Regions from separate parts of the Homo sapiens genome. Here region 1 is linked to region 2. The links are chromatin loops, found by intact Hi-C in ENCODE. Cell type or tissue: heart right ventricle. All regions are shown on one strand. Each heading gives the region's core, and the rest is flanking DNA. Links, peaks and the distances in the headings are about the cores only.

The links. A loop is a pair of places that touch in the nucleus more often than their neighbours do. Peaks named below come from ENCODE experiments on the same cell type or tissue, not always from the same donor. Only the 100,000 strongest peaks of a DNase experiment are listed, where the experiment ranks them.
Region 1: a loop joins it to region 2, with 4 times the contacts of the local background. A loop is called at or near these places in 11 of 110 quality-filtered maps.

Annotation. Positions count from the first base shown.
Region 1 is chrX:38,332,790-38,338,173 of GRCh38, reverse strand. It overlaps a transcript of OTC not described here. Among named protein-coding and RNA genes, the nearest start is that of RPGR, 8.0 kb to the right of the region's middle. In heart right ventricle, for the core only: a CTCF peak has its summit at 2,700; no DNase peak of the experiment used is centred there; H3K27ac peaks cover 903 bases.
Region 2 is chrX:38,652,440-38,657,823 of GRCh38, reverse strand. All of the region lies in intron 1 of TSPAN7 (tetraspanin 7), which reads right to left. Among named protein-coding and RNA genes, the nearest start is that of TSPAN7, 94 kb to the right of the region's middle. RefSeq lists a silencer at 29-78. In heart right ventricle, for the core only: a CTCF peak has its summit at 3,370; no DNase peak of the experiment used is centred there.

The sequences.
Region 1 (5,384 bases), core at 274-5,273, 320 kb after region 2:
TGCATGCTGATCAATTACAATGTCAGTAGTACTCACAGCCCTGACAGGTTTCTTAGGTGGATATTGTGGCATTATCTGAGTTAGATTGAAAGCTGGAAAATTGACATGGAAATACATGAGAGGATTTAGAAGACCCCATGAATGCCAAACCCTTAATTCTCATTAAATCTCTTTTGCCAGCTTCAGAAATCTCTCTTGCTTTGTCTGATGAAACTGTTCTTCCCTTGATTGAAGATGCTTTTTTTTTTAACCTGAGGGAGTTACTTGCAAGAGAAAGCCAGTTCTCATCATCCTCCTGTCTTCTCTATCATTTCCCAAGATTGTCAGATTTCAGCATGGCCCTTGGAGGACGGTAGCAATAACAAAGTCAAAAGCCAGACAAGGCCAAAGAGCTTCCAGATTTCTAGTTTATAATGGAAAAAATTCAGGGAATTGTGTATGGGAATAGAGTGTAAGGATGATTGATGAAGGTTGAGAAATGTAATTATAGATTGGTCTGGATCCAACAATTCAAGATTCACTGTAGGTCGAGCATCTATACCGAATCCAAGCGGTGAATACGGCAAACGCTCCCAGTGAGCAAACCTTCAAGCAGTGCCTCTCACTGCATTTTACGTGGAGGGAGAGAAGACCAGAGGCATAGACCTATACCAAATCATGATCAGGGGTTAATGGTTTGGCCAGATATTTAGGGACATGGAAGGAACAAGATTAGAGACTGGAGGCAAGGAAATTTGGAGAAAAATGTAGATGGACTTTTCAGAGAGTGAGAATATTTGTTGTCCCTTGTGAATGCATATCAGAAGGCACACAGTGCAGAGGAGTCTCTTATGTGTGTCTCATCTTTTACTCTGTTAAAAAATGTTACATTGCATTTTAAGGATATAAATACAATATAAATGTTTCCTACATAAAGAGCAGCCAAGGAAAACACAACATTGTATTGAGAGACATGCATCTTCAATGAAGGTTAGGTATCAACAAACCAAGAGGTTTCTACCAGGAAAATGTTGACTAAGGCATGCTATTTGGTGGGCCTGTATGTGTTTTTTTGACGGCCCAGCATTTGAACTTACAACTAGATTTGGTGATCTTAATGCTGCTCTCTCATACAAAGATCTGGAGAGATAAAGGGGCTTTCCAACGATCAGGAAATGGAGGAAGGAAGGAAATGAGGGAGAAAAGATAGAGAACTGGAAATAAAAACACAGATCTCTGTACTCTTGTCTGCTAGTTTCCTGTTGCAGATTAATAAAGATTTAGGAGGTCACTGTTAGTGGAGACTGATCTTTTTTTAGAGGAGAGAGAACTACCTTGTTTCTGAGCTGTTTCTTAATATCTACAAATCTCTAATTGTGTGAGTCTTGAAAAAAAGCAGAAGTGCAATTCCTACCAGGGAGGGCAAAGGCAAGCAATATTCTTTCTTCCCACCCCTTGGCAAACAGGGTGCGGGCAGGTGAACTAGCCTCGGCCAATTGAATACTCCCACCTAGGACTTTGCTCTGGAGACTATGACTGAAAAATAAAGGGACAATAAAATTAAAAGTATGGTGAAAGCGGTACCTGCATCCAGCAGTGGTGTCCTAGCCAGATTGCTCCTGCTGGGTAGCTTTTCTTGATCTCTCTCTTTTTTTTATTTTTATTTTTTTTATTTTTGAGCTTCATTTCCCACTGATTGTGTGCACCAGCTGACAGCCTCAAATACTAGATACCTATGTATGAAAGCTGATTTGAAAGCTCATTTGCATGGCTACATCAATGAGCTCTCATATCTTCTAGCTTCTGGTTGGGTTTGGCCAATGAAATCACAGCAGGAGAATGGAGGGAGGGAGTAGAGTAAAGTCAGAATTTTTATTCTCCCCTTTCTGTAAGGACATCTTGGGTTGGCTTGCTCCTTAATAGAAATTCACTGTTTCTCTCAAGATATACTGCTCTACACAACTCTCTTTCCTTCCAAGTTCTAATAAACTCTCCATTCCTTTCTCTCTTTGGGCCAAAGAATAGTAACAGGTCTAATGCTGTTATCCCTGGATCTTCTGCACAATGCCTCATGGTTGCCCCAATCTCCTTCCAACCCCTCAAAATTAGTTCTTTTATAAATAAATCCTTCTCAAATTATCCTAACAAGAGGGTGTAATCTGTTAGTTGGAAACCTGGTTGATATGCCTTCAAGGACATTTCTTTTCTGGTTAACTTTGTGCCAAAGAAACCCAACAGACTTAACACTCTAAAAGGGGGTTAAAGAAGGAAAAAAAAAACTCAGAGTTGGGATCAAAGGTGAAATTTTTAGTGAATGGTAGTAAATGAGACTGAATTTTTTCAAGGGACCCTGTTAGGAAAAAGTCGCCCACAGAAAGGCATAGATAAAAATGGCTCAAAATACACTCAGAATTTTCAAGCCTGATTCCCAATCACAAAGGGCAGTGACTAACAGCTGATGTAAAAGGGAGCTTCTGTTCACAGATATACAATTGCTGAACAGTTGGGCCATTCATTTTTAAGTGTCTGACAGTCAGTTAGTCCTCCCTTTCTTCCTCCCTCCCAATTCCTATAGTGCTTTGCACAAAGTAAAATGCACATAGGTTTTTCCAGATGTCTCCTCCTCAATTTTTTCTGTCAGAGACACAGCTGTGCCATATTTGCAATAATGCAGCATGAAAAAGCTATTAATCTGGCTCCATCTAGATGCACCATGTCTAACTGCAGGGCTGCCTGCAGCTTAATTACAGGAGTGGGTAGGAAGCAATGAAATTTTAAAAACACAGCCCATGAAACACAAATAATAGGAATTAAAACTCTGGGAGAAAATAAGTAATAAGTAAAGAGCTTGCTGAAAACCAGACACTGCAGGTTTTGTACACATCATATCATTTAAACCACACAACAATCCTGCAAATTAGGAGGTGTTATCCTGATTTACCAGAAGAAGAATCAGAGACAGAGAGTAAGCAGCTTGCCCAGATTACTAAAGTAGTAAGTGATAAAGCCTGTAGTCAAAACTGTGCTATCCCAAGCCTATTCTCTAAACTGGGGTGCATGTCCCCTAGGGCAGTGGCCCCCAGCCTTTTTGGCACCAGGGATCAGTTTCCTGGAATACAATTTTTCCATGGACCAGAGGGTGGGGAATGTTGGGAGGATGGGGCTGGTTTTGGGATGAAGCTGTTCCACCTCAGATCATCAAGCATTAGTTAGAGTCTCATAACGAACGGGCAACCCAGATCCCTCACATGCACAGTTCACTATGGGGTTTGTGCTCCTATGAGAGTCTAATGCCTTCATTCATCTGACAGGAGGTGAAGCTCAGGCGGTAATGCTCTACCGCTGCTCACCTCCTGCCGTGTGGCCCGGTTTCTAAGAGACCATGGACCAGACCGGTAGAGGTCTGCAGCCCCAGGGGTTGGGGACCCCTGCCCTAGGGAATGCTCAAGACAATCCATCTTGGTGGAACAAAACAAATAATATAACTTTTAATTATGTTTATCTCACCCTTTAAAATCTTTTGTTTTTTGTGTATGCTTTACAATATACACAATATAGTAGTACAGTAGCACATGCATACAAATATATAAATACACATGTATTGCTTCTGCTGAGTAATCTTCCTTGATCTCTGGCTTTTTTTCTCAGCCTCATTCCTCAATCTTCTGACTTGAGTCTGTGCACCAGCTGATCGCCTCTAGTGCTAGATATCTACCCAGGAAAGCTGACTTGCATGGGCTACATTAATGAGCTCTCATGTCTTCTGGCTTTTGGTTGATTATAAATGAAGATGTGTAAGCTAAAAAGTCTGAAGACTGCTGTTCTGTGCTCTTTCAAGAAGCAGTAGAGTGTAGTTACTAGGAACATAGATTCTGGAACCAGGCTTCCTGTGTTCAAATCCCAGCCCCCACCATGTTTTCGCTGAGAGACCATGGGCAACTTAACTTTTTCTCTTCTGTAATACGGGAATTTAAAGAGTTAATACATAGAGTGCTTAGAACAATATCTAGCAGTAATAAGAGATATTAACCTAAGCCATTATCATCATAGTACATGATCCTTCAAAGTAGTCATTCAGGACATTACCTATTCATACAACTGCTGTCACAGACACCTCAAAATTCTTCTTTTGAAACTCTACCCTGAGGAAGGAAAGTGCAAAATTTCTTCTCTGGCGTAATAAAATGTGCAGTAGACTGTACCTGCCTTCTGTTTCTTGTTCATGAATAAAACTCCCTGGCTTTGGACCTATGAGTCCTCAAATCATATATCCTAGAACTGCACTAAAAAAGTTTAGAAATCAAAGAAGTAATTAGAATCTGTTTTGTAAATGTATATGCTTATGGGATTTCCCAGCGGAGTTTGTAGAGACACACCTGTTTATCTGATTCCATATAGAGAAACAAACAGCGATGGCAGCTGCATTGTAATGCTACTTAAAATTGCAAGCCTTGGACGTTTTGTTGAATGCTGTCGAGAAAGAAACAAATACAGCTAGGAAGCATAATCCATCAAACGTCTTCCTTGTTCATACATGCCTCTATTTCTAGTTGACATACAATGCTCCAGAAATGAATAACAACTTGAATTAATAGAGGCAACTGCTAAGACTTGTGCACGTTGTCAGACGTGTCATGGCTTCTGTGTATCAACATGATTTCCTAAGGAGCAGAGGAATATTTGGCTGTGTATGAAGGCGACACCGAAAGCATGCGTGACTGTTGAGAGATATAAAATTATACCTGCCTTCTCCAACATGAGGGAGGTGGCTCCACAGGCTTAAACCATCTGACTGCAGGGATTGTGGCAGAGCTGTTTACTACTCACTGAATGTCCACTGGCTCTCCCACATTTCCCAGCCTCTCTGCAGTGCACAGAGGCACATGACACTAAATCCAGCCAATGGGTTGTGAGAAGGAAAAACATGTTACTTGTGGCCTGAAACATTTCCGTTTATATCTTTTTTTTTTTTTTTTTTTGAGACAGAGTTTTCTCCTTGTTGCCCAGGCTGGAGTGCAGTGGTGCGATCTCGGCTCACTCCAACCTCCGCCTCCCGAGTTCAAGTGATTCTCCTGCCTCAGCCTCCCAAGCAGCTGGGATTACAGGCACCCACCACCACGCCTGGCTAATTTTTTGTATTTTTAGTAGAGACAGGGTTTCACCATGTTGCCCAGGCTGGTCTTGAACTCCTGACCTCTATCCACCCGCCTCAGCCTCCCAAAGTTCTGGGATTACGGCATAAGCCACTGCGCCCAGCCTGAAACATTTCATTTCTAACTTCCTCTCTCTCTTGCCCTGCTACAGCAACCAAAGAGGTCATGTGTTGTATATGATGTTGCTACAAGGTAGTTGAACTTCCATATGTAGCCTAAGCCCCTGCTTGAGCAGGTAGAGCAGATCCTCCA
Region 2 (5,384 bases), core at 327-5,326:
GTCTCTTCATATGTGTAGTGAAACAACTAATCATTTCATAGGAAATGGCTCCAGGCATGCTGTAAGTCCAGCAAACAATACTTCCTTCTCTAAGTTGCAACCACTAGCTTACACCAGTCATGTTGCATATCTGTGTCTTAGTTCATCATCTACAAAGTGGCAGGACTAGCCCCAGGGCCCTTCCAGTGCTAGAGTTACTTGTTTCTTTGAATTGCCCAGTGGTCCTCAGAGGGGCAAATATCAAATTCAACTGTTAGCTCAGATGCCAAAGACTGGTCAACAGCATTCACCAAGGGGCTGCACCTGCTGGGCTCTGTACTCATCCTGGGGAGTTTAGCTGGAGGGTGGCTCAAGGAGGTGGCTGGCTAGAGACTGAATACTCTCTAATGTCCTGTGGGCCCATGAAGTGGTAAAAATGGACCCATATGGTGACAGTATTTTCAGAATTAAAAACAGAATCTGAACACGGTAAAGATCTTTGAAATTGGCCTGTCACAGAAAATCAGGGCTATACAGCTGCTAAAATAATAATAAATGCCACCTTGTTAAGAGAGCCTTTTACTACTTGAATAACTAAACTCCTTCAAATGAGGCCCACACAGCTCTACCTTATACTTAATTCCATTATTCAACAAATAGAGTCACAGAAAATTCCTGAACATGTTATTAGGTACTCTGTATATCACACTGGGAAAAGAGAAAAAAATGGTCAGCCCTATTGAATTGGTTTCTCATTTCTTTTATATTACCCTAAAAGCTTACAGACTTAGGTTTCTTCTCCCTTAAAAACTAAATTCCCCAAAAAGGCCCAGAAGCAAAAAGAAAAGAAAGAATTTAACTGCACACATATCCGTACATTGAGAAATGTTCTATTACATCAGAGAAGAATGTTAAGGGTAGCTTATTCTGAGCCTCTTGGCATTATTTTTTCTTTATAAGCATTGTTGAGTTCTCCTAGCAAATGTTTAAAACAGGACTTAGGTTTTTGATCTATACTAATAGTGAAGGTCTTATTTCAACTTTGAGAGTCCAAGAGCATGTGAAAGGAAGAAGCAAGCAAACCAGAGGTTAAGACTATATGAATATAGCTCATACCTCTGGTTTCATGATGACCCAGATATATAAATAGACATCATATAGGTAAATGCCTATTAGGAATTGGGGCCAGCAAAGCCACTTACCAGGAGATTTATGTACTTAGAAATCTGCACCAGCTGTAGTGGCTAAAGTGACAGAAGCTTAATGTTTGGGGGATTCCCTGTATGCCCCACCTCCTTTATCTTTTGGCACAGTTGAATACACACTAAGGCCGTGTGAGTGCCAGGAGCACTAACAGTCTTAGCGCCATTAGCAGATAGCCAACCACCAGTGAAAGAAGAGTTACGGCAAGAAACCCCTTCCCTTGCTTCCATTCCTCAGGTAACCAGCACTGTGAAAAGACGGATCAAATTCTACACTAATAAGATACTTTTTAAAAAGATCATGTCAGAATAAGCTTATAAACAAGAGCCACATATTAATGTGTGTTGACAGAATGTTTGTACTGACTACACATTTGTTCTGCCCTGTATTAATTGTATTAATACATCAAGATTTTAAGAGTCATGTGGGGAAGGAATAAATCCTTTCCTCCTTTATATCCACCAAAGCCTCAGCCATACCTCGTACCTGATTTTCCAAGACAACATGCTGTTCAAATATTCTGTCCTAATATCCATCAAACAGAATCAGCTCAATAAATACAGAATGAATCTTAGTGACGAGCTCTTCTTCAAATTCAGCTCCCTTTTATTGGCTGTGTCCTCGTGAATTTTGGATGGGAATGAATCTGGAAAAACGAATCGTAACAATTTTTCCATAAATGCCAATCTGACAGTGGCACACTTCTTTCTCATAATTATGTTGAACCTATTTGGCTTTCCTGGAGTTCCATTATTTTCAAAAGGGAGAATCTTCTTTGCATAATTTATATATAGGATTATCATCTTCAAAATACTGAAACCAAAACCATAGTCCTAATAAATACTTTATACACAGGAAGAAGCTAGAACTCAGATGGCAAAAAAGTCACTGAATTCCCACGCTTTATGTGGCTATGCATTGATGGGGTGTGATGAGGTGGGTTGGTCTGAAGAACTCATGCCTCCTTTCAGGTGAAACTGGAGCCAATAAGACATAATGTTAGAAGAGGACCTACTATTAAATGTGGAAAAACCTGGAAAAGAAAGCATGTATGCAGTGTTCAAGAGCAAGATTCTCATATAAATAGTAAGGTAGGATTCTCCTTTCAATGATCCTAACTTTCTCCTGAGGTGATTTAAGGAAAAAAAAAACTTAAAAACTGGTATTAGTGACTTAATTAGCTTTCCTTTCAACACTCATATGTCCACACTGCATATATATATATGGTACTGCTACTAAATGCAATGTACAGGGAAAATTCAGATGTCTAATATTGACAGAGTACTATGAAAAAAATAACTTTAAGGTAATAGTAATATGTTTTTGGCCCCCCTAAAAATCAGACATTTTGGAAAAGCACAAAGAGGACACTTCACCACTTCTACCACTACCACCCTAGGCCAAGCCTCCATCTCCCCTTGCATCCACCCTTGCCCCCATTCTCTATTCAACACAGCAGTTGAGATGATCCTGCTGAAACCTAAGTCCAATAATACGTGACTTTGCTCAAAATCCTCCCACAACATTTCATCTCTCAGAGAGAAAGTCAATGTTCTTATCCTGGCCTGCAAGGTCCTACTTGACCTGCAGCCCCCACTGGTTCACTCTGCTGCAGCCTCACAGGCCTCTGTGTTCACCCTCAAAACTCTTGGCATGCTCTTGCCTCAGAGATTTCACACTTGCTCTTCCTTCTGCCTGGAATTCCAAGATCTCTCATTTCAGGTCTCTGCTCCTCCATGAGCCCTTCCCTGATGACCGTATTTGAAACCAGAATTCCACTCCCCCACGGGGCTCCTGCTTTATCTTTCGCCACTGCACCTATCACCTTTGTATACTATTTACCTTACTCACTTTGTCTGTCTACCAAAATGAATGTTAAGTTCTGTGAGGGCAGGATTTTTGTCCTATTCATCCTATTCATGGGTGTATCCCCAGGGCCAATACAAATGCCGGCTCACAGGAGGGGCTTAGTTAAATATTTGCTAACTGACCAAATACAAGACAGCAGGCAGGTAAGTAAGTATGAGCTTTGGAGGCATAAAGTCTATTCTCACTAGCACTGCATCAAGGAGGCTAAATGGTGGGCCTGACTACTGTAAGGCCCTGGCAGTTGCACTCAGATAAAAACCTGTGCTTTAGCCAATTGCTTCTAATCCAGCACATTGCTTCATAAATGTCTGCTTTTGGCCACAAGGGGGACTAAATGAGAAAGCATGGGAATAGTTCCTTCTAATCCATCACCACTAATAGAAAAGTAATTTGAAGCTCTAATATCCTATAACTCTATGAGGTCTGTAGCTGATGGTTAGGAGCCAAGATAATGAACAGCATTTAAGTAAGATTTCCCTGTCTCTTAAAAAATGTACAACTGAGGTGCTTACTATCTGTGTGCCCTGTACTATGCTAAGTGCTTTAATGCTTTATCTGGCTCAATCTTCTTAATAACCCTATGAAACGTGCCCAAGGTCATCGCCACTAAATGGCAGAACAGTTACTCAAAGCCCTGACCCTCCACTACTGCTTTCCTTTAATGTCCTCTTTAGCCTGTCTGTAGAAGGTTCTTTCTCCTCAACCCTTTACTCCTAACTCTTCCATAAGAGGAGTTCATAAGCCAGCATCGTCCATCCTGGCACTGATTTTTCCTTGAATCAACCCTGAGAATTTGGCTGCCATAATTAAAAATAAATAAGATCTATAGGCATGGCCAATAATTCATTTATTTTAAAAGGCTATCCATTAGCATTAGGAGATATACCTAATGTAAATGACGAGTTAATGGGTGCAGCACACCAACATGGCACATGTATACATATGTAACAAACCTGCACGTTGTGCACATGTACCCTAGAACTTAAAGTATAATAAAAAAAATAATAAAAGGCTATGCATTATTCCCCTCCTTCAAGCAGGTAAATCTATAGAAATGAAAGCATGTTCCACTCCAAGCTATAGTTTGATACTTTAAAAGCCAGTATGGGAAATAAATATCTTCATGTGTATGTCGACGTGAACCAGAAATGTTCAATATCATTAGCACCAGGAACAAACCTATGGGAGGACTGATCTGAAGAATCAATAAAGCTTGACAAACACATGGAAAACTGTAGTGTCTTGAGTATTGGTTTTCCACCAAGCACATTCTAGAACGAAAGCTTAAGAAACTTAAGTACTCTGGTTTTGGCCCTGAGAAGAGAAACAAGAGGCCACAGGTGCAACATATATGAGAAGAACCCACTCTGAAACTGTGGAATTGCCTTTCAAAGTAGCTCTAACCAAAAGTGATGGGCTGAGTCACGAGATAAGGCAACCGCATCGTATCTGCTCACCCCACAGCCTGGGAGGGGGATTTGATTGGCTGTTCATGAACGAAGGGCACAGTCTGGAAACAGAGTTAACCATGTATGTGTGTGATAAACGACATTTATTGAGCAGTACCGTGCTCCTTATACGCTTCATCACATTTATTCTTAATCTCTGTTTTGCAGATGAAAACCTGAGGCTTTCGGTTGTTGACTTTCAGCAACGTGCTCAAAGTCACAAAGCAAATAAGTGGTATAGCCCGGAGTCCAATCAATTTCTGTCCAACTCGAAGGCAGTTTTCTTGGCCATTATTATATTCTGCCTCTTGCGGCAGTGTAAGTAACAGCAGTCAAGGCCAAGGGCTGAGTTCCTCTGTCCAATATTACCCAGTCACTGACCCTCTCGTCTAGGTAGGTGAACGCTAAAGAGAAGCCTGGTTTTCTTTATACTGCCTAAGGGCTTCCTACGAGTGAGCTGTGAGGAAACCAGTACCCTGAACCAATTTCCACAGCGAGGTTTCTTGGGCAGTTTCTAATTGTCAATAGCCAGGAAACATGGGTAAACGCAGAGTGGGAAGAAACGGACTCTACAGACTGACCCTGGGGGCACTGGCCTTTTCCCTTCTCCTTTCCTGGGACGGGCCTCCCGTGCCCCTTATTGGGCATACTCCATTTTATGAACTGGGCTGTGTTCTGGATTATTTATACATTACTTGTTTGAAACTCAAAATGTATTTTCTTTGAGAAACCATGTTATACCTGGTGGCTTGTTTCTAGGCCAGTCCTCAAAAATCTATATTTAAGCCAGTATTAGGGAAAGTTATAGGGAAACAGATTTTTGGCTCATTACAAGGAAGAACTTTCTAATAATAGGCACTGCCCAAAATGGAGTGGGTTGCCTTG